Linked DNA regions of Mus musculus: regions 1 and 2 are each linked to region 3. A link is a loop called in an ENCODE intact Hi-C map of the cell type or tissue named here. Cell type or tissue: heart. All regions are shown on one strand.

Region 1 (8,000 bases), 84 kb after region 3:
TGTTTGAGATTCACCAAATGCTCCTCCAGGTCAGCCAGTGAGAACCTGTTCCAAACAAAAGAAAGCAAAAGGCTATCAGTAGCAGAGATTGGAAAGATAACTGTGTAAGCTCAACCAGGGGGATTTTTTTTTTTTTCTAGTGAGTAAAATGTCCACAGCATGGCCCCTGAGGCCAGCGTGGCTGCCTGATGGTCGCCAGAAGAGCAGGATCATTAGTCAAGGATCCTTCTGCTTCGCTGGCCCTGAAACAAGGCTGTCAGTCATCCTTAGATAGCTTATCTAAGTTTATCTGTGCTGCTGCAACAGATCAGTGAGTCTGCCATGAAGTGAGGGAGCCAGCTTGATGACTCTGGAGGAAACGCCTCCAAGGCTTCCAGCAGCTTCCTACTTCCACTTATGACCACTGCTAGCTGCAAGAGAGGCTGGGAAATGTAGTCTTGGAAGGAAGGGAAGTGGCCGCCGAAGCAGCTCTGTTATCTGTCCCCTTCCCACAGAACCTGAGCCACAGCAGCATCTTGTGCTTCTCAGCCTTGGCCCCCCGTACTGCGCCCCCTAACCCCCGACAGGGGCCCAGAATCAGGGCCACAAAGTTCTCCTTGTGTCCGATTGATCAAGGGATAAGACTTTAAGATTAGTGGAAGTCCCACTGTGTCACCGGCATTATGAGGACATTATCACATTTATGAAGCACTTTCTGAGGACAGATTCTGCTGTAAACAGTTGTCACTGAATCACTTTTTAAACATATTCCTCCCAGAGCCCTCATTATTCCTACTTACCACACGAAGGAACTCAAAGGTTAAGTAACTGTGGATGTTTTCACTGATAAATTCTTCCCTTTTACTGCATTATGAATAAGAGGATTAGAAACCAAAGCCTGACCTATTTTGGTGGCTTGACCACTGTCCTAACTTTCGCCTGATTAGCTGGGGCTGGGGGAATGCTTTGTGGAAACGCACCCAGCGGCGGAAACCACACTGACAGGCTGTTTTCAGTGCAATGCAGGAATGGGCTTAACTCTTGGCATATCTAGCAACCGGCTGGTGACAGGAGGAGAAAGGGTCTGTGAGCTCTGCAGGATTTCCCAGCCAGCAGAGCACGTGCAGATGTGTGGGCAGGCTGGGCTCAGCCTGGACTTAGCCTTAACGTGACCTTTACGCCAATGTTCTTGAAGGCTGAGGAAAAAAAGCTAGACTCGGTTGAGGTCCTCTGAGAATTGAATCAGCCCACACATCTGCCTTTCTAGGTGCATTTGACCAATCCTGCTGGGCAGAAAGCTTTGAGTTCCACTGAGTTTGTCTCTTTAAGACACTTTCCAGGCTGTGTCTATGACTCTTGGCAAACCACTGGCCGTGTGATAGAGCAGCCCACAACTTCGTGGAGCATGGCTTTCAGGTGTCTCGTGCATTTGGCTGTTAGAGCTTCCATACACAGTGCTGTCATTTCAACCCACAGAACAACATTAGAGGGAGAAGGTCAACTCCAGCATAGTTCATGCTCTCACCAACCTGTATCCACAAGGTAGCTGTACCCGCCTTTGCCAAGAAGCCAGGGTTCCCAAAGGAAGCCCATCTCTTCTGTGGACAAAAGGAGACCATCTCAAATCCAGCTGTCACATCAACATTCCAACCTGAGAAAGGCGAAGGTGCAAATGCGTCCCACCATCTTGAATAAGACGTCATAAGCCGGGCCACATAGTGAGTTGCAGCTAGCCTAGGCTTCATAGTGAGGTCCTGTCTCAAACAAACCAAAGCTAAACAAAGGAAAAAAGATGCCACTGTTGCCTAAGGTGAGGTAGCTATACTCCTGTGTTGTGCAGTGCACAGTGAGTTTTTCTGTTCACTTGTGGGTCTCTGAGTGGTTGATGCCTTGTAGAGATAGGAAATAGGGTAAAGAGCGAGCCTGTTCTCTTCCCATTGTATTGTTGGTGGCTTCCTTGAGAGAGGTTGATTGGTGGGTTTTTTTTTTTTTTTGAGACAGTCTCACTATATAGCTCAGGCTGGGTGGGTTTTGTTTTGTTTTCTGAGACAGGGTTTTTCTGTGTAGTCCTGGCTGTCCTAGAACTCTCTCTGTAGACCAGGCTGGCCTCGAACTCAGAGATCCACCTGCTTTTTCCCCCAAGTGCTGGGAATAAAGGTGTGCGCTGCCACCAACACCCTTGTTGGTGGTTTTGGAGTTGAATCCCCTGGTTTCAGAGCCTTCTCTGCTACATACGAGATCTGACATGAGCTCTTGAGTGTCTTGGGGTTCTTATTGCTGGGATAAAACGCTGTAACCAAAGCAGCCTGAGGAGGAAAGGATTAGCTTTGTCTTACCATGTGTAGTCCATCATTCGGGAAAGTCAGATCAAGAACTCAGGCAGGGCAGGAGTGGAGACGGGAACTCACACCGAGGCCCTGGAGCAGTGCTGCTTACTGGCTTGCTCAGCCTGGTTTGTTAGGCCATCAGGGCCCCCCACCCAGGAACGGCACATTGCCCACAGGCCAGCCAAGCGGAGGCATTTTCTCAATCGATGGTCCCTCTCCCCAGCCTAGCTTGTGTCAGGTGGACATAAAAACTAACCAGGACATCCGATCTGTGGAGAAGTTGCCAGCAAGAGACCTCACCGGTGAAGGTGCCGGCTGCAAGCTTACTGACCTGAGTTTGATCCCTGGAACCCCTATGGCAGTGGCCAGAGCCAGTTCCCTCAAATGTCCTCTGATGTGTATATGCTGTCACCGGCATGCTACACAGGTGTGCACACAACCATCAATCAACCAGTCAGGCGCTAGAGGCAGGAAGATGAAGAGTTCAAGGTTATCCTCAGCTCCATACTGAGTTCAAGGCTATCTTGGGCTACAGGATACCCAGCTTCACGATGGACAAGCAGGAGTGAGGGTCCTAGAGGAGCAGGTTGTTGGAAGGGTTTGGTGACTCTCAGTAGTCAAGCGTTGACAAGAGTGGTTTACACACACACAGCAAAACACAAATCCACGCTTGACCTTGCCGTGGGAATTTGAAGGGAGAATGAACGCATCACCGAACTTATTTCTGTCCGTGAGTGAGATGGTGGGGCTGAGGTAGTGGCCGGCACGGGGGTCACTGCACTCCAGAGGAAGTGGTTAAAGGCCGGCTTGGGCTGCGCAGTGAGACCCTGTTCCAAAATAAAAAAAGGAAAGGAAGAAATTTGCCAACTTTCTTTTCGAAAACGTTTGTTCCAGCTCTGTTACCACCCACAGTGACTGAGAGTTCCCCTCGCTCCAACACTAGCACAGTTGGTGGTATCAGACTGACATTTTGGCCAATCTGCTGCGTGAAACGGTCACACACAGTGTTGTTTTCTCTAAGCAGCCCCATTGCTGAGGTCTGCCTGTGAGCCACGCAGCCTACCTGGGCTGGCTGCTGGCTGCAGGCTGGAGGACAGCCCCCCACAGTGTGTGCGGTGTTCCTATAGCCTTTGGCCCTGGGCCCCCAACATAGCCTCAGAGGCAGGTCAGTCAGGGGAACGGGCAGTGAGGAGGTGAGGTCCTTGAAGCCAGCGATTCAGTCATAGTCATTGAGGATGGCATCCGTCACCAAGGGTACACACTAAATCATTGTGTGGGTTATTAATAGAATGTGGGTCATAAGAGAAAACGTGATTAATTGCAGCATGAGCTCAGCGGCTGTTGAGGGCCTCGGTTTTCCCAAGGCAGAATTCTTTCTTCCCGTATCAGCTCTTCTTTGTTGGACTGTGGAGGGAGGCAGTTGAATGAGCAGGTCTTTCTCTGAGTTGATATTTCAAAGATGGGGTGGGGCTGCATATACTGCAGATTGCTTCGAAATGAGGATAAATTGAGCAACTTTTTTCATGTCCCAGAGGATGCTCTCAGACTGTCTGGAAAGGAGAGCGTAGGCCATGGTGCAAGGCCACAGGGTCTGCTTCTCCTACACTCGGCTTGGGATGCCCAGGAAGCCACTCACACAGCTGGCTGCTCGGCCGAGAGAGACTTGGCTATTCATCATGACGCGTGCTAAGAGCAGGCGTCTGGCCAGACCCGGTATGGTAGCATACGCCAGTGATTCCAGCACGCGGGAGACCGAGGCAGGGGGTTCTTAGATTTGAGGGCAGCCGGGGCTTTATAGTGAGACCCAGCCTCCAAACAAAGAAGAACAGAAAACATGTGAAAGGAGGTTGTTTTGATTAGGCTTGTGTTGCTGTGACGCAATACCTGAGGCAGTATAAGTTTAAAGGAGGAAAGGTTTATTTTGGCTCACAGTTCCAGAGCTTCCCCCCCCCCCCACCCCATGCTTTCTTGGCCCTTTGGTTTGGGGCTGCCAGGAGCACACGTGGCCGATGTTAACAATGTGTGCTTCAGGGGGGCTCAGGGGGGTTCAGTGAGGGTCAGCTCCATGTTCATTCCCCTGCAAATAGCCCTCAAAAGATTGCTTTTGGGCAAAGCAATTACGGTGTTGTGGACCTTCGGTCAGACACTGCCCCGGAAGCTCATTCTGTAAAGCAGGAAGCAGTCGGTGCTGCCGGGAGCCACTGCTGTGGGGGTCACCTCTGTCATGGTCTTTCCTCTGCCATCTTGCTGGAGGTTGTGCCCCCTTTGGGGCTGGAGTAGACCCGTGAGTGTCCCCAGGCTGACCCTGGTCCCCAGAGGCGTCAGTACACATCCAGAACCCCGTCTCCTTGTCCACCAGACAAAATGACAGTGCTCCTCTTCCTGGCCCCGGAGGACTCACCCACAGAGTGGCTCCTCCCTGGAGAGAAGCAGCTAGGTGTCCTGAAAGGGTCCTGTTCCCTTAAACACAAATGACCATGCACTCCTGTTCTCTCAGGTCCCTTCCTGTTCTGTTATTTCTGTTAGGACAGAATTGCCCTGTCTTAAACCTCAAAAGGAGCCTAGTAGCTTGGGATGCAGGAATCCCAGATCCGGCCTGACCAGAGTTGACACTTACGTATTCCTATCAAGACTTTGCTAGGTCAGTCCCCGCCTACTGCCCCTTCTGCACAGTGACAGAACTCCCAGGGCCAGCTCTGATCGGCCTGCGAGTCCCTACTGAGATGTGGTGCTTGGCCTGTGAGTGCAGTGCCTGTGACTGATGAGCCAAGGTCTTGGGCGTGCAGGGTTGGCACCCTCCCTCCCCAGGGTTCTGAGGAGGCTCAGGTGTCCCAGCTCTAGTGCCCTCCTTCCCTGCTGTCCTCTGAGCCGCCCTTTACTTCAGTGACCCCAGGCAGACAGGCCTCTAGTCTTTTGCAGTCCGAGGTACCTAGCCCCGAAGGAAGGAGAGCCATAAGCAGCTAGGAGGCTCCATAGCGCCCTTTCCCTTCTGGAGTGCCAAGCTGAGGCAGGAAAAGCTTGAGCCCAGGATAGCCTCTTCTGGTGGATGTGGGAGGGGTGGAGGGACTTGTAGTTTGTTGTAGTGGTGCACACCTTTAATCCCGGAGTTCAGACAGCTCTGTGAGTTCAAGGCTAGCTTGGTCTACATAGTAAGTTCCAAGACAGCCAGGACTACATAGTAAGACACTGGTCTCAAAAAACAAAAATGTGTATAACTAAAGAGGAAGGGGAAAAAAAGAAAAGAAAAGGAAAGAAAAGAAAAGAAAAGAAAAGCAGTTTCCACTGCACTCCTACAGGGCCTGGTAAAATTTTACAAGTACTTTACTCAGGGGCTTCCTGGTTATCCCAGGAATTTGCTAATAGCAAGTCTGATGGTGACAAAGAAGGTGTCCTTAATATTTCTTTCTGCTTCCCTCCCATCCTGTGAAATATCTCGAAAGTCAAAACTGTTTGGACAGCTGAGGAACAGGCAAGGACCCAAGGGGCTGCTTCTGGGTTCTTCTGAAATGTGTGTTTTTCTGGAGTTGCTGGCTCTATGTATAGTGACTGTTGCTAATTTTATCTTATGCCTCCCTAAATGGCATGGTAGTGAGCTCTGGGAATCAGTGAGAACAGCAGCGGCCTGGCCTCTGCCCTTCTGTGTTAGTTGGGAGCTATTTTTCTTGAGAACAAACACAAATCAAGGCCATCCTGCTTATGTAAAAGAGGGACTATACAGATGCAGCCCGGGAGAGCCCACTAACAATGGCATCGGGAATTGCAGGGTCCAGGCCTCCAGTACAGTGTCAAGGGTGCTGTATCTTCCCTGGCTCTGGGCTCTTTGGGTCCGTGGTTGAGTTGGTCTTCTGTGTTGTTTTGTTCTTAGAGGGGCTGAGATGGTCTTGGCAGATGTAAAGAGATATAAGTGACCCATCAGGCAGGACCAGCCACCCTGTTGCTCTCCTTTCCTCCTCCCTGTCCTGGGGCTGCTGTCCTTGCTTAGCTCACCTGGCGTCCAGGCCAGGAACGGGGCAAAGCAGTGCAGTGACCTCAGCGTGAGGCCAGGTCTGGATCATGTGCTCCTCAGGGCCTTGCCCTGCAGAGGTCCTCAAGCCTGTGTCCGTCCCTGTCCCTAAACCTCCTGAATGTGCCACCACACCTGGCTTACCTTACTCACCTGTTTCTAAGTCACTGAATCCATCACTAGACCTCAGTTGTAAAGTAGCAAGTATGTGGATAGATCCAAGCACGCTGATGCACACAGAGCAGCACCTGGGAGCCTGAGGCCAGCCTGAGCTACAAAGTCAGCCCCCCCCACCACCACCACCCCCCCCACACACACACATGCACAAGAAATGAAAGAAAAGAAAAGCAAGCACGGACTTGGTTCCGTTTTAAGACATCTTGATCTCTGGATGGAATTGGGTCCTCTGCATCCTTTCATACCCGTTTCCCGTGGACATTTGGAGGTTGCCCTTCTAGAGCTCCTCCCGACTCAGGGCCCTGCGTGTGCTAGCACATGTAGTATGAACAGACTCGCTTCATCCTTAAAATGCTCAACTGTGTGCTGGCAAGATCGAACAAGCCTGACAACCAGAGTTCAATCCCAAGAGCCCACCTAAAGGTAGAAGCAGAGAGCTAACTTCTAGAAGTTGTCTTCTGATCTAGAAGTGCACATACATGTGTGCCTGCACGTGTATACATTACTTTATACACTCACAATTTTAAAATCTTACCATTCAGATAAATAGAACCATACCAAATATTCACGCGCCCAGACTTGTGTCAGACAAGTACTGCTTGTCACTTCTGCACACATAACTCTCGGAAAGGAATGTCCCTGTGTGTCCCACACTTGTGCATCTGTCCTTTGTCCTCACTGTCACGGTGGCCATGCACTCCTGCCTCAGGGCCTTTGCACCAGCTGTCCTGTGGCCTGGAAGCTCTTTCCAGGGCAGGCATAGTTTGTGATCTTAACCCCTTTGGGTGTCTTTCCCCTCTGTGTGTTAGCAGCCCTGCTCCCTCCACCCCATGTTCTCATCTCAGTTGGCATCAGACCCTAGCCAGCCCTGGTCTTGTGCTGTGTGCTTGTTCGGCCAACTCCTCTCCCTAGGACAGCGGCTCTCCTGTTCTACTGTGTTCTCAGTTGCCAGGCTTTGGTAGGTACCTGTCAAGTGTGACAGGTGACTGTTAAAGCAGGAAGACCCTGTGCCCCTTGGCCAAAAGCATGACCTTTTCTTTTTCCTTTTCATAGGTGCATCACCTTTGACCTTGCCCTTTGACCTTTGGCCTTGGCTCTTGTGAGACCTGCAAAGGTGCACTAGGATCCAGGTAAGTACTGTGGCTATTTGTTTAAAATTTATAAATAATACACATGCCTCTATTATTTTTAAATATGCATACAAAGAGTATCAGAGAAGAGAACCGTCTCTATCACTGCCCCAGCCCCCCCAGCCCCACAGCCTCCCAGCCTCCCAGCCCCCCCAGCCTCCCTCAGAGATAAGCTCTGTCATTCATTCACTGTGCCATGTGCTGCTACCCCGTTTCCCACACACACATATGCATGCTTTGTGTTTCCGTCTGTCCTCTGAGAACAAACCCAGGCTGTACAGATGCTCTGGTACCAGCACCTCAGCAGCAGTGTGTCTCAGAGAGCCTCGTTCACAGGCAGTTACAGTCAGGGGGTTTCGGTTTTGTACGGTCTTCATTCAGTTT
Region 2 (8,000 bases), 200 kb after region 3:
ACAGGCAGCCAGGGTCCAAGGGCAGGAGGGGACTGCCTCTGCCTTCCCTGCAGAGCTGTTCATCGGTCCCTTACACCCCTGGGCTTTCAGGAAGGTGAGAACAGACTTGTACCCCAAGTCTCTCCCAATTTTTGAGTAAGAACACTTCTCTGAGGTGTCAGGCATCAGGACTGACCCCATCCCTTGTCTCTCCAGCGAGGAGTCACCCCTGGATCTGACAGGCAAGGTGTACCAGCTGGAGGTGATGCTGAAGCAGCTGCACACGGACCTGCAGAAGGTGAGGCCCACAGTGTGCCTCCTGCCTACCCCTCTCCCCCTGCAGGCAGCACTGCACCACACACACACACACACACACACACACACACACACACACACACACACTCCTGCCCCTCTGCTCTGGAATATGATCACCAGGGGATTGAAACGTCAAGCAAGGTAGAGGAAATCGGCATGCAGGTCAGTTAGTAGAGTATTTGTCCAGCGTGCACAAGGCTCTGGGTTTCCTCATACTGCCTGAGCTGGGCATGATGGCAGATGCTGTAATCCCAGCTCTTGTCATGGAGGAAAGAGAATCAGAGACCAGTGCCATCCTCAGCTACATACTGAATCTTACTGAGATACATGAGGGTAGGTAGGCCTTTTTTTGTTTTGTTTTGTTTTGTTTTTGTTTTTCGAGACGTAGGTAGGCCTTTAAGTAATTATAAATAATTACAAATTAAAACGGGAGGCAGATGTTGGCCATCAAGGGGGGAATGGCAGTATATATTATAGGACAGCCATGCAAGTGGGACTCTGCAGCCAATTAAGAGTTTCAGTCAAGGGCTGGTGAGATGGCTCAGTGGGTAAGAGCACCCGACTGCTCTTCCAAAGGTCCAGAGTTCAAATCCCAGCAACCACATGGTGGCTAGCAACCATCTGTAACAAGATCTGACTCCCTCTTCTGGAGTGTCTGAAGACAGCTACAGTGTACTTACATGTAATAAATAAATAAATCTTAAAAAAAAAAATAAATAAATCATTTAAAAAAAAAAAAAAGAGTTTCAGTCAAGCCTCATAGTGCCACACGTGCCTGGAGCCCCAGCTCTAAGCAGAGCAGAGACAGGAGGGTCACAGAAGCTTGCTGGCTTCTAGCCTGTCCAAGAGAACATAACCACAGGTAAAGGGAGAGACAAAGAAATAGGCGAAGAGTGACAGGGACCCCTGGAGCCCTCTTCAGACACATGCCCCTCTGCGCACGCACGCATGCATAAATAAGGAAATAGGTGAAAATGGGTAAATGACTAGTAGATATATCTAGCAACTACCATGCAATATTAACTTAGTGAGAAATAGTCCAGGCCTTAATCCTCCTGCCTCAGCCTTCCCACTCATTGCTGGGAGGCAGAGGCAGGCAGACCTCTTGTAAGTTTGAGGCCAGCCTGGACAGTCCGGGATACACAGAAGCCCTGCCTCAAAAAGACCAAATAATAAATAAAAAAATAAAAAGAAGACAGTCCCTTGTGGAAGGGCACCGTTGTATCTGTGGCGTCCATGCACCCATCTCAGGGTGGAGGGGGATGAGAAGAAGCAGGACTGGGGGAGCTTTACTTGTTTATATATTTGAGGTGATGCAAGGCAGGACCCAGGTTCAGATCCCACCCCGGTATTTAATGCTGCACACACAGCCTTGGCACTCCCTGCGCCAGGATGTCGCATGACCTCGGGAGAGCAGAGCCTGCTCAGGCTGTGGTGGGTCTTGGTTGTTTTCTTCCAGGAAAGTGAAGATGACAGCCATCCCGAAGGTTGGGGTGAGGTGGGGTGGTAACAGTGAGTATGGCTAGCAAATGACTACTTCGGCCTGTCAGTGGTGGGGTGCATGCCTGTGATCCTAGCACCGGAGAGTCTGAGGTCAGCCTGAGCTACATACTAAGACCTTATCTTTAAAAGAAAAAAAAAAAAAAAGAATAAATTAACCCGCAAGCTTTCCAAACTTCCTGTCAGAGTTGAGGCCAGGGTATGAGTTAACTTGCCCTGGGTGGTTCATCTGGAGAAGCAGAGCTGGGATTTGAACCCTTGCAGACAGGCCTCTCAGGATCCAGTGGCTGCGGTCTGCTTCTGCTCTGTGCACCTCAGCCATCTGCCTTACCGTACCTTACTAACCCAGCCCTTTGCCCTCCCAGGAGAAGCAGGACAAGGTGGTGCTGCAGTCCGAGGTGGCCAGCCTGCGGCAGAACAACCAGCGACTGCAGGAGGAGTCGCAGGCCGCCAGTGAACAGCTGCGCAAGTTCGCAGAGCTCTTCAGCAGGGAGAAGAAGGAGCTCTGAGTGCCCCTGGGTCACCCTAGACCGCCCTGGCTGGCAGGCAGTGGGCTTCTGGTTGCAGGGGTGACAGGTCATCCAGCCACAGCCCCGCACCCACTGCCCTGCAACCTTCCTTTAGGGACTCGGGGGACGCCAGGCACTAGTCTCAGGCCCCTCTCAGCTGCTCCCTGCCGCCTTGCAGGCCACAGGAGCGCCCATTCCTAGGACCCAGCTGCCTGGAGCTGTGTCGGTGGGAGGGGCCCAGGAGCCCCTGCATGAGAACTATGGAACGAAGTGAGCCCTTTCTTCCCCCACTCCCTGACAGTCCAGGGCTCCTCTATCCCCAGTGAACTGGCTCCAGGTAGCATGGACATCACCCTCCGAGTCCCCCTTCCACACAGCAGCCAGGAGCACTTTCATAGAGTTTAAATTATTTTCCTGGGGCCCCAGAATGGACAGGACCCATTAGCACCCAGATCCACTCCTTTGAGAAACCCCATTTGTACAGCTAGGACTGTTTATATGATCTTTTTTATCAGCTTCTCTCCAAGCAGCCGCAGGCCCCTCTGCCTTGGAGCTACTGATCTGGCCAGCCATGGGATCCTCCTCTAGGACAACTAGGCCATTGCCCCCTACGCCAGCGGCTTTGAGGAACCTGAGGACAGGGCTGAGGCAGAGCCTTCACCCCCTGTATGGTTGTCTTTCCTTTTACAAGTCTCCCTGGCCACACTCCATCCCCCAGTGGACACCAGCCACGCTCACTGTGCTCCCTGGGGAGCACTCACAGTGCAGCCCCCAGCCCCCAGAGATTCTCCAAAGGCAATAAGGGGCAGCTCAGTGGGGCACGCTGCTCACCCAGGAAACACAAATCCCCCTCCCCCTTTTTTTCCTTCTTTAAAAACAAACAGAAAAGAATATATATATATATATATATATTTATTTTTTCATGTAGAGTTGTGCCGGAACACGTTTGAATGGCCACAGTCTGTGGATTTCCCCAAACCCTGTGGGCTGGAGGTCAATGTGAGGACTCAGAGGGACGTGGGGGCAGCAGGCGGCACAGTTGGCAGCGTAGATTGGACCCAGAGCCATAACGAGATGGCCCAGCCCTCAGACCAGGACCCATCACTTCTCTTTGGGCCCACTACCACACACAACAGGCACTCTGCTCCCGATGGGCCAGGCTGAAGGGCAGGGCTTGAGGAAAGGGTATCCAGAGCTCCCTGTGACCTGCCTCTGACCCCCGGGGAACCCCTGGTTGTGAGGGAGCAGCCTGCCATGCCCTCCACTCACCATGGAATGATGGTGGCAAACCAGACCACCCAGTGTCCTGAACCCTGGCCAGCTACTGTGATGTCTGTCTCCTGATCACCTTTCTAAAGGGTTCTCCAGCCCCTCCCCCTTCCTCTCCTCTCAGAACCCAACCTGGAGCCTTCCCCCTTCCCCCCAACCCCCTCCCTTCATTTCTTTCTTTAATGTGTCTTCTCATATCTTCAGACCATTCGAATCATTTGGGGGACCTAATCATGTACATTGACAGTTGTAAATTTTAATTTTTGCTTTTGTTCTATTATTTTTGTAAGAATTCCTGCAAAAAAAAATTATTTAATTTGAGGTTGATACTCTGTGTAATGACTGGAGATAGCAGGCTTTTTTTTCCAGGTTGATTTATTCCATTTGGATTTTTGTTTTAATCATTCTTTATTGTCTTTTCCTCCCCCTCTTCCCATCCCTGTCTTGAGATTTCTGGCATGTTTCAGGAGGTTTCAAAGGAAATAAACGTTTCATAGAAATGGCTGGTGTGTTCTCCTGCAGCTGCCTGGAAGCCAGTGCTGGCTCCCTCCTCCTAAGCTCATATCACACTCCTGCTGCACAGCATACATTTACCAGCCAGCCGCTTTCCTAGGCACCTGACCATCAGGATGTAAAATGTGCTGAAGTTAAAACAAGCTAGGTCTGCAAGGCGAGCATGGTAACCCGAGCCCTTAATCCCAGCGCTCAGGAGGCAAGGTGGGAGGAGCTCTGTGTTCTAGGCCAGCTTGTTGGAAGTAAGTTCTAGGAGAGTTAGGGCTGCACTGTGAACCTGTCTTCAAAGGGAATGGGGGATGGGCCCCTTTCGCCAGGTGTGATGGTTCACACTTGTAATCCCAGCGCTCTGAGGCAGGAGGATCGCCGAGAGTTCAAGGCCAGTTGTGTTTGTACACATCGGGAATCTCAGAGGTGAACGGGTGTCAGGAGTGCAAGGTCTTCCTTAGCTACATAGCAAGTTTGAGGCCACCTTGTGCTGACTGCAAGATAAGTGGTAATGAAGCCCTTTTTAAAAAAAAGAAGAAGAAAAAAGAAAAACTTTTGGGCCAGAAGTGGCTTTGTGGTTAAGAGCACCGGCTGCTCTTCCAGAGGACCCCCAGGTCCTCACCGCTCACAGTTGCCTGACAGCACACCCAAGAGACCCAGTGCCCTCTTCTGGCATATTTAAAAAACAACAACAACAAAAGCCAGGCAAAGTTAAGATAGCATGCGCCTTTAACCCCAGCAGAGGGAGGTGGATCTGTGAGTTTGAGGCCATCCTGGTCTACATAGTTCGGGGGCAGCTAGGGCTACACAAAAGAAGTCTGTCTCAAAACAAAACCACGGGTGATTGCAGGTAAAGTAAGTACTTGCCATGCTGGTGGGATTTGTATGAAGCCTCCACCCGGCCCCAAACCACGCCCCTCTCCATCCCCCGCTTCATTTGTGTGCCCAGCCCCACCTACTCATCCCTCCACTGGGTCCCACCATGCCGTGGACCTCCCTCTGCCAACAGTGCAGGGAATGGATTGCAGTGGAGAGCTGCCCAGGGGTCCCTGGGGACCAGAGGTAAAGGAAGAGTCATCTAGCTAAAGGAAGTGTCTCGGACCTGAAGCCTCGGCCAAAACCAGGATTTCTATGGCCCTCCAGACAGGACAAGAGGGGGCGGCTTGAAGCTTGGGGTCCTGGGTCTGTGTCTCGCCGAACTGTGGACATCTGCGGGTGGGCGAGGCACCAGGCAAACTGACTTTGGACTCAGGAGTTCCAAGAAGATCCTGAAGACTCACCTCCTGTGGGAAGTCAGCCTCTCTGGACAGGACTGACCCCATCCCATCAGCGGTCGTTGTGTTCTTCAGGTCTGAGCTGAACTCTGATCCTCCTTCGCACCCTACCCGCACCCCCCACCGCCAAATATCTTCCGAAAGGTGTTTGCCTATATCCAGTGGAGAATCAGCCCTTGCAAGGGCTTCCAGCTACTTAGACATCCTCACTCGCCACCCTCCTCAGGGCCCCATCCAGCCCAGCCCTCCCCCCATCAACCTGGGCCAAGTGGGGGAGGGAACCCGGGAACAAACTGTTCTCACATCCTCTCCTGGCCTGGGAGACATACCACCATCTCCCAACACCCCACAATTCACACGCGCACCCGCACACGCACGCCAAGCCCTGAAGGCGCCTGCACTGCGCCCCGTAGTCCCTTCCCTTTCTTGCCCCAGTTTTTCATGCCCCTCCCCCACCTCTCCTCAGTCTGCCTATCTCTTTGGCCTCATCTGCCTGGCACTCTCCAGATTTCTGTTGTCTGTTCGCACCCCCACACCCCTTTCTAAAGAGAAGGCTCATGCTATAGCCCAGGATGACGTGTAACTAACTCCCCGTCCCTCCTGCCTCAGCCTCCAGTGTTGGAGTTCTGAGCCACATAGTGTGTTACCATCCTGGATGGCGGTCCCTTACATTCTTTATTGCCTTCCAACCAAAAGTCTCGCTCATTCCCGTGTCTTTTGTCTGGGGGCTTTGCCTGTCCCCTTATCTCATTTTCTCCCTCTGACTTTGTACATTTTCTGCTTGTCTCTCCAAACAGCTGTCCACTTCTCCCTCCCCTGGTCTTGCCAAAGCCTGGCTTTTTTTTTTTTTTTTTTTCCTTTTTCTTGTTTTAAACTATTATTTACTGGACTAGTCCTCCACCCCGTCCCTGGTCCCTGTCCTCTTCCCTCGGAATTCCTGGGACTCTCTCTTCATCTGTGTATCTCTCCAGCTTTGTCCTTTTTTTCCATTCAGTACATTTGTGGCCTCAGAACCATCTTCCTTCCTGACCATTGCCCTGGTTCTCCACCCCCACCCACCCCCACCCCACCCTGCCTGTCTCCTTGAATCCCTGTGTTTTGAGATGTCCTCCTGTCCTCCACTTTTAACCACACCCAGGTCAGGGAATCCCAAGTGACAGCCAGCCATGCTGAGGTGCTATCTCCCAAACCCTAGCCAGGGAGGGGGCTGCCTTCTGGTCTCTCCAGCCCTCCCTTCCCCCCAGTCTTCACTCCCACCTCCCTCTTTGAGCTGCCTCCCGCTGCAGCTGCAGCAGCCCGTTGCTATGGCAACCACAGCTGGCTGGGTGGGAGCCCCTCCACCCCATCCCCCTCTTCTCTCCAGCAAGACAGGGAGGAGCTGGGACAAAGCCACAGGGAGGCATGGTGTAGGGGCAAAGAGGTGGGGGCCAGCCACAGTGGCTTCTACCCCAGTGAGGCCCCTTGGCTTCCCATGTTGGTGACACCCCAAAAGAGGTTAGAGATGGAAGCAGTTGTGGGCAGAGGGGTCAGGCCCAGTTTAATACACAGAACAAGTTAATTCACAGCAGAGGCAGGCAATAAAGGAGACTTGGTGGCAAGGGGGGTACTCCTGGATTGGGGGCAGACTCCCCCAGACCCTCCACCTCCCCCACTTGCAGTCTCAATTTCCCCTTTTAAAAACCCGAACAACAAACACACACAACCACGAGAAACAACCACACCCCCTTGCCACCCCCAAATGGCTAGCGAGGGGGGCAGGAGGCAGCCCAGCCTGGCTGGGTAGGGAAGGAAAGGGGTGGGAAGGGAGAAAGGAAAAAAAAAAAAAAAAAAAAAAAAAACTGAGTCCATTGCAATCTGTGCTTCTCACTGCAGGGGGCTGGCTGCCTGCCTGCCTCACCCCACCCGCCTCCCCGGCTGCACGCCCCAGGCCTGGCAGGCAGGCACCACGCGGGCGCAGGGCGGGGCTCTCAAGGAGGAGGAGGAAGAGTTCAAAACCATAGTTCACATGCAGTATCCACGGTGGGTACTGAGGAAGGGGTGGTACCCACCTCAGATGGGAGTTGAGACCATTGCAACTCCAGAAATGAGGTGGGGAGGCGCCATTCAGGAAACTGGTAAAGTCAGGTCCCCAGCAGACACTCAACAGTGCCTCTCCACCCAGCCAGGCTTTATAGGACTCTTTGTATATATTAATTTTTTTCCCTTTTTTTTCCACGTTTTGTCTTTTTCTTTAGAAAAAGGCTCTTTCCGTGCTGCTGGCTAGCATCCACTACCCCTCTATGCCCGCCCAAAGGCGGGGGTATGGCTTTGAGGAGAGCAGAAGCCTGGTGCCCATTTGTCAAGGGATGAAGAGGGGGGACAGGAGGGACCCTGTTGGACCCAGCCACCCACAGGGTAACATTCCACTTGCAGAGGGAGAACACCTTGCCCCCCCCCACTCTGGGCTTCACCCCATCCCTTCCACTGGGGACACCGGGTGGGGAGCGCCAGGAGCTCCAAGAGGCAGGAGATAGCACCACCCAAAGATCCTGGGGAAGCAGAGCCGGGCCTAGGTCAGGGTGATGTAAGCAGAGGCCTTTTCCTTCAAGTGCCGGAGACAGAGGTGGCAGCTCCAGCTCCCTGCGGGGGAAGCCAAGAGACAAAATTAGACTGG
Region 3 (8,000 bases):
CTGAGACATAAATATGAACCATAGACTTGCGGTCCATCTGGACAGAGCCAGCCACAGCAAAGCTGAGGTTGCCAAATGTTCTCTCTGCTATAAAGTAGGAATTTTGCAGAAATATTATAAGAATATGTTTTTGTTTTAATCTCAGGAGGGCTGCTTCACAGCAGGTGGCTGGTCTGCCTCGTGCTCTAGCAGTGGCGTGGTTCTGCCTGTTGCAGGTAGTTTCTGTGAATATGTGACATTTGGAATTCTGGGGACTTTTCCAAAGTTCCAGGATATATAAGTGCTAGAGCCCCGGCAGAATGGGCTGTTTGTCCATTGGTGGTTGGATGCTGTTGGTTTCAGTTTGTTGCAGTTTTTCTTTTTTTTTTTTTTTTTTTAAAGATTTATTTATTTATTTATTTGTTATATGTAAGTACACTGTAGCTGTCCTCAGACACTCCAGAAGAGGGCGTCAGATCTCGTTACAGATGGTTGTGAGCCACCATGTGGTTGCTGGGATTTGAACTCCTGACCTTCGGAAGAGCAGTCGGGTGCTCTTACCCACTGAGCCATCTCACCAGCCCCCTTGTTGCAGTTTTTCAAGCTGTCACAGGAGAGTCCAAAAGAAGAAATTAGATACCCTGCAGGCAAAGATCAAAATTGCTCCAAGGAGAGCAATGCCCCTTGTCTTAGTTAGGGTTTCCATTGTTGTGAAGAGGCACCATGACCAAAGCAACTCTTTTTTTTTTTTTTTTAAAGATTTACTTATTTATTATATGTAAGTACACTGTAGCTGTCTTCAGACACTCCAGAAGAGGGAGTCAGATCTTGTTATGGATGGTTGTGAGCCACCATGTGGTTGCTGGGATTTGAACTCCTGACCTTCGGAAGAGCAGTCGGGTGCTCTTACCCACTGAGCCATCTCACCAGCCCCCAAAGCAACTCTTAAAAAGGACAACATTTGGGCTGGTGAGATGGCTCGGCGGTTAAGAGCACGGACTGCTCTTCCAAAGGTCCCGAGTTCAGATCCCAGCAACCACATGGTGGCTCACAACCATCTGTTAACAAAAATCTGATGCCCTCTTCTGGAGTGTCTGAAGACAGCTACAGTGTCCACACATATAATAAATAAATAAATAAATCTTTAAAACTTAAAAAAAAAAAAGGACAACATTTAATAGGGGCTGGCTTACAGGTTCAGTTGTTCAGTCCATTATCATCAAGGCAGGAAGCATGGCAGCTTCCAGGCAGGCATGGTGCTGGAAGAGCTGAGAGTGCTACAGCTTGCTCCAAAGGCAGCCAGGAAAAGACTGTCTCCCACGTGGCTAGGAGGAGGGTCTCAAAGCTCACCCCCCCCACACACACACACAAAGTGACAGACTTCCTCCCACAAGGCCACACCTCCTAACAATGCCACTCCCTGGGTCAAGTATTTTCAAACCACCACACCCCTAGCCAGCAGAAAGTCTTAACAGTACCATCACCCCTCTCCTACCGCTGACTTTGCTTGGGGAGTTATTTTCTTTCTTCGGCTCCCCTCTATCCTTCTTTCTCTCCTACTTAGTGTTAGGGGGTTGAAGGGATGGAAGAAGAGGGGTGGACAAGGGTAAAAGAAAAAAAGAAACCAAGAAGTAGCCAAAAGGCCAGCTATACTGCTGGTATCTTACTCTTTAAGGTGCTTTGAAAGAGATTGGCCCCTAGAGGTTCATATACATGCATGCTTCGTTACCAGCTAAACTGTGCGGGAAGGATTAGGAGGTATGTCTTTTTTTTTTTTTTTTTTTTTGGAAGAAGTGTTTCAAAAGACCACACCAGGCCCAGTCTCTCTCTCTGCCTGTGGCTCAGGATGTAGTTTTCAGCTACCTCTCCAGCGTGTTTCCTGCCATGATGATGAGAGTTTTCCCCTTCATAAGGTTTGCTTTGCTCATGGTGTCTCTTCGCAGCAACAAGACAGCGAGTAAGACACTCTTCCCTTCTAGGAAATTCCTCTTCACACAGGGTGGTTCCTCTGACAATGCTCCCAAATGTCTGTGTGCCACCGTCACTGTGCCTCACTGTTACGTCTGTACGGTTATTTGGAAATTGGTAGCCCCCTTCTTTTGAGGTGACAACAATGGTCTGTCCTGGTTCTTGCTTTTGTGGACCATATATAGCTTTTGTGAAGTGCCTATTACCATAAGATGTATAGAGGCCCACCGATAACATGTTAATGCCCTAAAAACCCGTGCCTTACCTTGCTTTGTTGAATGGTGTCGTTCAGAAGCTTCAAAAAATCAATCCACTTAGGAATGAGCCTAGAAGTCGCCATCCAGGCCTAGTTTCCCCCTGGCCCTTCTTAGGAAGGTGGCTTACGGACCTGCGGGTACCCAAGAGAGTGGAGCTTAGTTTGGCTCGAGGTTTAGGTTTTGTCTCCCTTTGTTGTGTGATAGCCTGTATATCCTAGGCTGGCTTTGAACTTCCTGTACAGCAGAGGATGGCTTCACCTCCTGGTTCCTCTGCTCACAGCTCCTGAGTGCTGGGGATGACAGTCATGCCTGGCTTATGCAGTGCTAGGGATGGAACCCGGGGCTTCGTGGATGCAGAGTGTGTGCTCTGCCACAGAGCTTCATCTCTAAACCCACTTTTCCTCATTTGTAAGATGAAAATGCCAATCTTGCCTGCTTTATACCATGCTCTATCTTCAATGTTCCGAGGACTAGACAGAATTCCCGAGAGAGCCTTGATATGCATACTCTGAAGCAGCAGACAGCCACCATTGGCTCCAAGAGGCCTTGGGTTTCCATTTCTTTTCCTATCTCATCTCCTCCTTTCCGTTTCCCCGTTCTGCTTATCCCCTCTTCCTCCCCTCCCCCTCCCTTTTGCTTTTTTTCTTTTCTTCCCCTTCCCTTCTTCATACTCCCAGTTGCTCTATAAACATGACGACTAAATTTATACCGTGGCCAGCAGAGGGCAGTGAAGGCCAACCATGACTGCTGTGGGAAGGACCCAGTCTCTGAGAGAGGATGTTTCCCAGGGTGTTATTCCAGCCCTGCTGCTCGGCAGTGTTTTAGGAACTTATTAGATTGCTTAGTACAAGTCCTTTTAGCCTGAGGCAGTGGCCCACACCTAGAATCTCAGCACTCTGGGGACAGAGGCAGGCAAATCTCTCTGAATTTGATCTCTCTGAATTCCTCCTCTATATTCTGAGCTCCATGACAGCTAGGACTGTGTAGAGATACCCTATCTCAGTGCTCCCCAAACCCCCCCAAAAATGAGGAAGAAAGGGGGAGCAGAAGAGAAGGAAGGAAGGGCAAATTGTCGTGGACCAAACCCAGCCCTACTGCATTGTAAACTCCTATATAAGACCCAGTGATAACCTGGCTTTTAACAAGCTCTCTAACTGATCTCTTGCACACTAGCATGGAGGGCCATTTGCTTAGAAAGCTGTTGGAGTTTGCTGTGAGAAACGGCATGGGCCTTTAGAAGCAGAGTCAGCAGAATCTCCCCTCCAGTGTGGCTAAGCCCTGTGTCTGCAGAGAGGAAGCCGCAGGCAGGACATTTATGTAGAGTGAGTGGGAATCTGTTCGGAGAAGGAAGGACGTGTGTTCAAGACTACCTGCAGTTCCAGTTCTTGGGTGGCTGAGGCAGGAGAACCAGATAATGATTGGGGTCGAGGCTATCCTGGGTTAAACAGAAAGGGGCATGCCAGCCAGGACTATTATGTGACTGACCCTATCCCCAACCCTCAAATCAAGATGTAAGAGCCAATGCACAGTTCTGAACTCACCTGTATCAGAGATAGGGAGGCTCTGCTAGCTCACTACTGCTCATCAGACCCACAATTTACCTCACTCGGTCCTCCTTACTCCCCAGAACCAGAGATGATATCATGTGTGGAAATTTTGCAGTCCCTGCCAGTAGCTCCTATTGTTCTCAGTATACCCATTGAGTCCCCCCTTTTCTTCACCAGCCTACAAAATTCACAGTTGGGATCCTTTGGGTTATCACTGCTGGGATTTGGGGGTGGAGGGAACACAAATGAGTCTTCACTAAGGTTTGTGTTTTCTGTCAGTCCTTCCTTGAGCTCATTCATCAGGATGAACCAGAGAAAACCCCTCCCCTAAGCCCTTCCCAACTTCATCCTTAGACTCAAGGCTGATCCCTAAGAATGAGTCTGGAATGAGTTCTGGAGGACTTGGTTCCAATGGTAGTGACTGACAGCTTGATAACTCAGAAATGATTTATTGGTAGCACTCAGTCTGTAGTCAGAGTGATTATGAGACTAAGATATGCTATTTTCCTGATGTCTGCAGAGAAAACCCAGGTCTCTGTGTTTGTGTGTGTGTGTGGGGGGGGCAGGTTGTTTGTTTGTTTCTTTTAATTTTCCTTAGATCCAATACACAGACTGTATCTGAGGAAAAGCAGGTGGCCTATGAGCCCTGCCTTATGAGAGACCTGCCTGCAGGGGGCAGTCTACTCCACCACACTGCATGCCTCTGGGCACTCCTTGGCTTCATAGAATCTAACAGCATATGAGATAACAGACTTCTTGCTTCCTAGACTTTACAGTTTAGCAGGCAAAGGAGACATCAACAAACGGTCACAAAGTTAACAATGGGACAATTGGAGTGATAGGTTATTACATTTTTTTCTTCTTCAGTCTTTAACTGTTTCAAACTTAAATCCCATGGTGTGCTTGCTGGTATGTGTGCACACTCAGGTGGTCCTCCTGCCTCAGTCTTTCGGGGAGCTGGCTGCTGTGAGTGTACTTAACAAGGAGCGAGCACCCAAAAGGGGGAGGGTATGCATCCTGTGCTTTGCTGGCAGACCCTGAATGAATTAGAAGGCCTTGCCTTCCAGGCAGGCCTCACATTTGGGGACAGGCGTGCAGGTAGTCCAGCTGGGACCAGAAGGGCCTCATTCACTGCCTATAAACTAGAGAGGCCACCTTGGCTTATTCTGTTCTTTGAATGGCATTACAGCTATGGAGCTGAAACTTGTCCACGTGGTCTTCTGAGAGCATGACTCTTGGACTTTGGGCAGATTCAATAGGCTAGAATGCACTTTAACTTTCGTTATGGCTGACAAACATACTTTAATATGGTGGGCTAGTTTCCAGTGAATAGACGAGGTAGCTCAGATAACTGGGAATAGTAGCACCTAGTCACAAATATAAATAGCACCGGCCACAGAGAACTGACCAGGCATTTTACATAATACTGTTTTCTTTCTTTCTTTTTTAATTCTGTGTATGTGTTGGGAGGGGGCATGTGCACATGAGTGCAGGTGCCCTGGAAGGTGGCCGGTAGAGGGTGTCAGATCCCCTGGAACCTGAATTACAGGTATTTGTGAACTGTTTAACATGGGTTCAGGAGACTGGTCCCATGTCAGAGGTCCAAGAGTATGTGCTCTTGACCTCTGAGCTATCTCCCTAGACCCCATTTAGTTCTTCCGAAGGTACTATGTGAGTTAGCTCTTATCCCCCCTTAGCTTTTAAGACGAACATGGAAAGACTATTGGGATACCAAGGGCCATAGGAGCAAAGCGTCACCATCTCACAGCTGGCTACCTGTCCTGTTTCCTCTTCATAACACTGACCTGGTTCTATCCTTTCTGTATCCCTCTAAAGGTGTCCTGTGCATATCGGAGTATAATACATATTCTACATATGTCTGTACACAGTATACATACATTCTCACTCTATCTAGAGATGAGCTCATATTAATATATAGAGCTATACTTCATTTTATAACAGTTGCCAGTTGCAGAGTATATGCCTGACCCTTCACCCAAATTCCTATTAATAACTATTGGTCCTGTGTGTATGGGGGGAGGGGCTATCTCATGTAGCCTAGGCAAGCATCAGCCTTGCAGTGCAGCCAAGGAACTCCCAGTCCTCCTGCCTCCACTTCCCTAGTGAATTTCCCGGTAAATTACAGACCTTCTGCCAGTGTATTTGGCTTGTTAATAGACATTGGGCAGTTTCCAACCTTTAGTTATAACAATCCATGCCACAAATGACTGCCTGCCGTTGTTGGTGTCTCATACTTTTAATTAAATTGTAAACTGAAACAGAAACATATTTACATTTTGAGATATCACAGCTCATCATTGAGATTGTTTGGTTTGCTTTGTTTTTTTTTTTTTGTTTTTTTTTTTTTGTTTTTTGTTTTTTGTTTTTTTTTGAGACAGGATTTCTCTAACAGCCTGGGCTGTCCTGGAACTTTCTTTGTAGCTCAGGCAGGCCTCAAACTCAGAGACCTGACTGCCTCTGCCTCCCAAGTCCTGGGATTAAAGGCATGTGCCACCACTGCCTGTGGATATTCATCTTGAGTGTTCTGTGTAAATTTTATTGTATCCATTTATGTGAACCAGCTGGTTTAGAGTCCCTTACAAGAGCATGGTTGAGGTTTTATTCATATGGGCATGAGCGGCTCACTGCTGGCCATACCACTCAACAAAACACCTCTTCCCTAGCAACCATTAACTTTAAGTCTAAAGAGTCTCAGGGAAAGGTAGGCTTCGGGAGTTTTTATATAAAATTATGCTCCCCCCCCCCCCCAAAGTTCTAACTTGGTAGTCCAAGATGGCCCAGAACTCTCTATGCACTAACCCTCCTGTCCTTAGCCTGTGAGTGCTATGATTACCGGCCTGGTTTTATGTAAAAATTTAAATTGATCAGGCATAGTAGTGCATGCCTTCAATCCCAACACCTGGAGGCAGAGGCAGGCAATCTTTGTGAGTACAAGGCCCCCTGTGTGGACATAAGTTCCAGGCCCAAATCGGGCAGTGGTGGCACATGCCTTTAATCCCAGCACTCGGGAGGCAGAGGCAGGCGGATTTCTGAGTTTGAGGCCAGCCTGGTCTACAGAGTGAGTTCCAGGACAGCCAGGGCTACACAGAGAAACCGTCTCCCACACCAAAAAAAAAAAAAAAGTTGCAGGCCAGCTAATTACATGAGGAAACCCAGTCTCAAAATTTAAACTTAGTTTATGTAGGTATTTTTGCTAGGTTATTACTGCTTGCGATTACAGTGACTTGGATTAGATGTATATGATACGTTTTGCTGAATGAATGGGCACGTGAATGACGCCTCTGATCTGTCCGGATAAGAAATATGTGTTTTCTGTCATGTCATAATGAACACCTTGCCAGGCAGGGCGCAGGCTTAAGCAGAAAGCGTATGCATGAGGGCTGAGCAATTCGAGGCAGTTACCTCAGAATTCCTTATGGAGTGTTTTTGTTGTTTTTTTATAGGTCGAATCTTCACTCATGTCTACGAGTGGACTAAATCTGGACATTCCCCAGGCTATAGGCACTCAACAAACAGCAGTTACCCTCAGACTATGGCATTATTGAATGAATAGAAGAGAAAAAGCCTTCCAGGCAGCCCCTATGGGTCGTGATTCTGCGCCTCCCATCTCGGGGACTGGTCTGGAGCAGAGAGGAACACGGGGAGCCGCGTCCTCACGTTCCGGCTCCCCGAATCCACATGGGCGGGAGGTAGGTGTGTCCACCTCCTTCGGGCAGGAGCCGCGCCTGTTACCTGTGACAGGACTCCCGAGAAGGGACAGCGAGCTCTGCGGCACCCCGGAGCTCCTATGGAGACGAACAGACTTAGAGGGGACCTGGGAAGCTACCTTGAAAACGATGTGGGAGGACCCCACTAACAGAACGGTTAGTCCCGCAGCCCCGCACCTGGCGGATTGACCCGGGCAACCAGAGCGCGCGCGGGTGCACGGTGGCACGCGCACGCGTTCCAAAAGGGGGTGGGAAAAGAAGTCCTCCGACCCCCGCCCCGAGGGGGGACCCCCAACCATCCAGGGCTGAGTCGGCCGGAGAGCGCGCGTGCGCGAGGGCGCGCCGCGCCGTCCCGCTCCGCCCAGCGCTGAAGGGGGTCTAGCGCAGGGCTCCAGTCTTCCCGCCCCTCCCCAGGCTCGCAGGCTCGGAGTAGTAGACTCCGGCCCTGCGGAGAGGGACGGCTAAAGGTTCCGCGAGCCGAGGAAGAAGGCGGACCGGGCGAGGAGAAAGGAGAAACCGGT

The links. A loop is a pair of places that touch in the nucleus more often than their neighbours do. Peaks named below come from ENCODE experiments on the same cell type or tissue, not always from the same donor. Only the 100,000 strongest peaks of a DNase experiment are listed, where the experiment ranks them.
Region 1: it touches region 3 in a loop (2.2-fold over the local background); 8 of 42 quality-filtered maps call a loop at or near these places.
Region 2: it touches region 3 in a loop (3-fold over the local background); 19 of 42 quality-filtered maps call a loop at or near these places.

The regions. Positions count from the first base shown.
Region 1 is chr7:29,434,365-29,442,364 of GRCm38, reverse strand. It overlaps Sipa1l3 (signal-induced proliferation-associated 1 like 3), which reads left to right. Exons shown (of 23, transcript NM_001081028.1): 3 at 7,540-7,616. Among named protein-coding and RNA genes, the nearest start is that of Sipa1l3, 67 kb to the left of the region's middle. In heart, no CTCF peak of the experiment used is centred here; DNase peaks (open chromatin) are centred at 404, 3,484 and 3,938; H3K4me3 peaks cover 502 bases; H3K27me3 peaks cover 7,320 bases.
Region 2 is chr7:29,316,447-29,324,446 of GRCm38, reverse strand. Dpf1 (D4, zinc and double PHD fingers family 1) reads right to left here. Exons shown (of 12, transcript NM_001368371.1): 12 at 6,861-7,966. The coding sequence ends at 7,896. It overlaps Sipa1l3 (signal-induced proliferation-associated 1 like 3), which reads left to right. Exons shown (of 23, transcript NM_001081028.1): 22 at 196-277; 23 at 2,160-4,069. The coding sequence ends at 2,303. Among named protein-coding and RNA genes, the nearest start is that of Dpf1, 12 kb to the right of the region's middle. In heart, a CTCF peak has its summit at 4,763 (motif pointing left); DNase peaks (open chromatin) are centred at 5,036 and 5,636; H3K4me3 peaks cover 1,642 bases; H3K27ac peaks cover 3,712 bases; H3K27me3 peaks cover 4,578 bases.
Region 3 is chr7:29,518,830-29,526,829 of GRCm38, reverse strand. It overlaps a transcript of Sipa1l3 not described here and 4932431P20Rik. Among named protein-coding and RNA genes, the nearest start is that of Sipa1l3, 17 kb to the right of the region's middle. In heart, CTCF peaks have their summits at 2,928 (motif pointing right), 4,428 (motif pointing right) and 5,256 (motif pointing right); DNase peaks (open chromatin) are centred at 2,959 and 4,419; H3K4me3 peaks cover 806 bases; H3K27ac peaks cover 744 bases; H3K27me3 peaks cover 4,961 bases.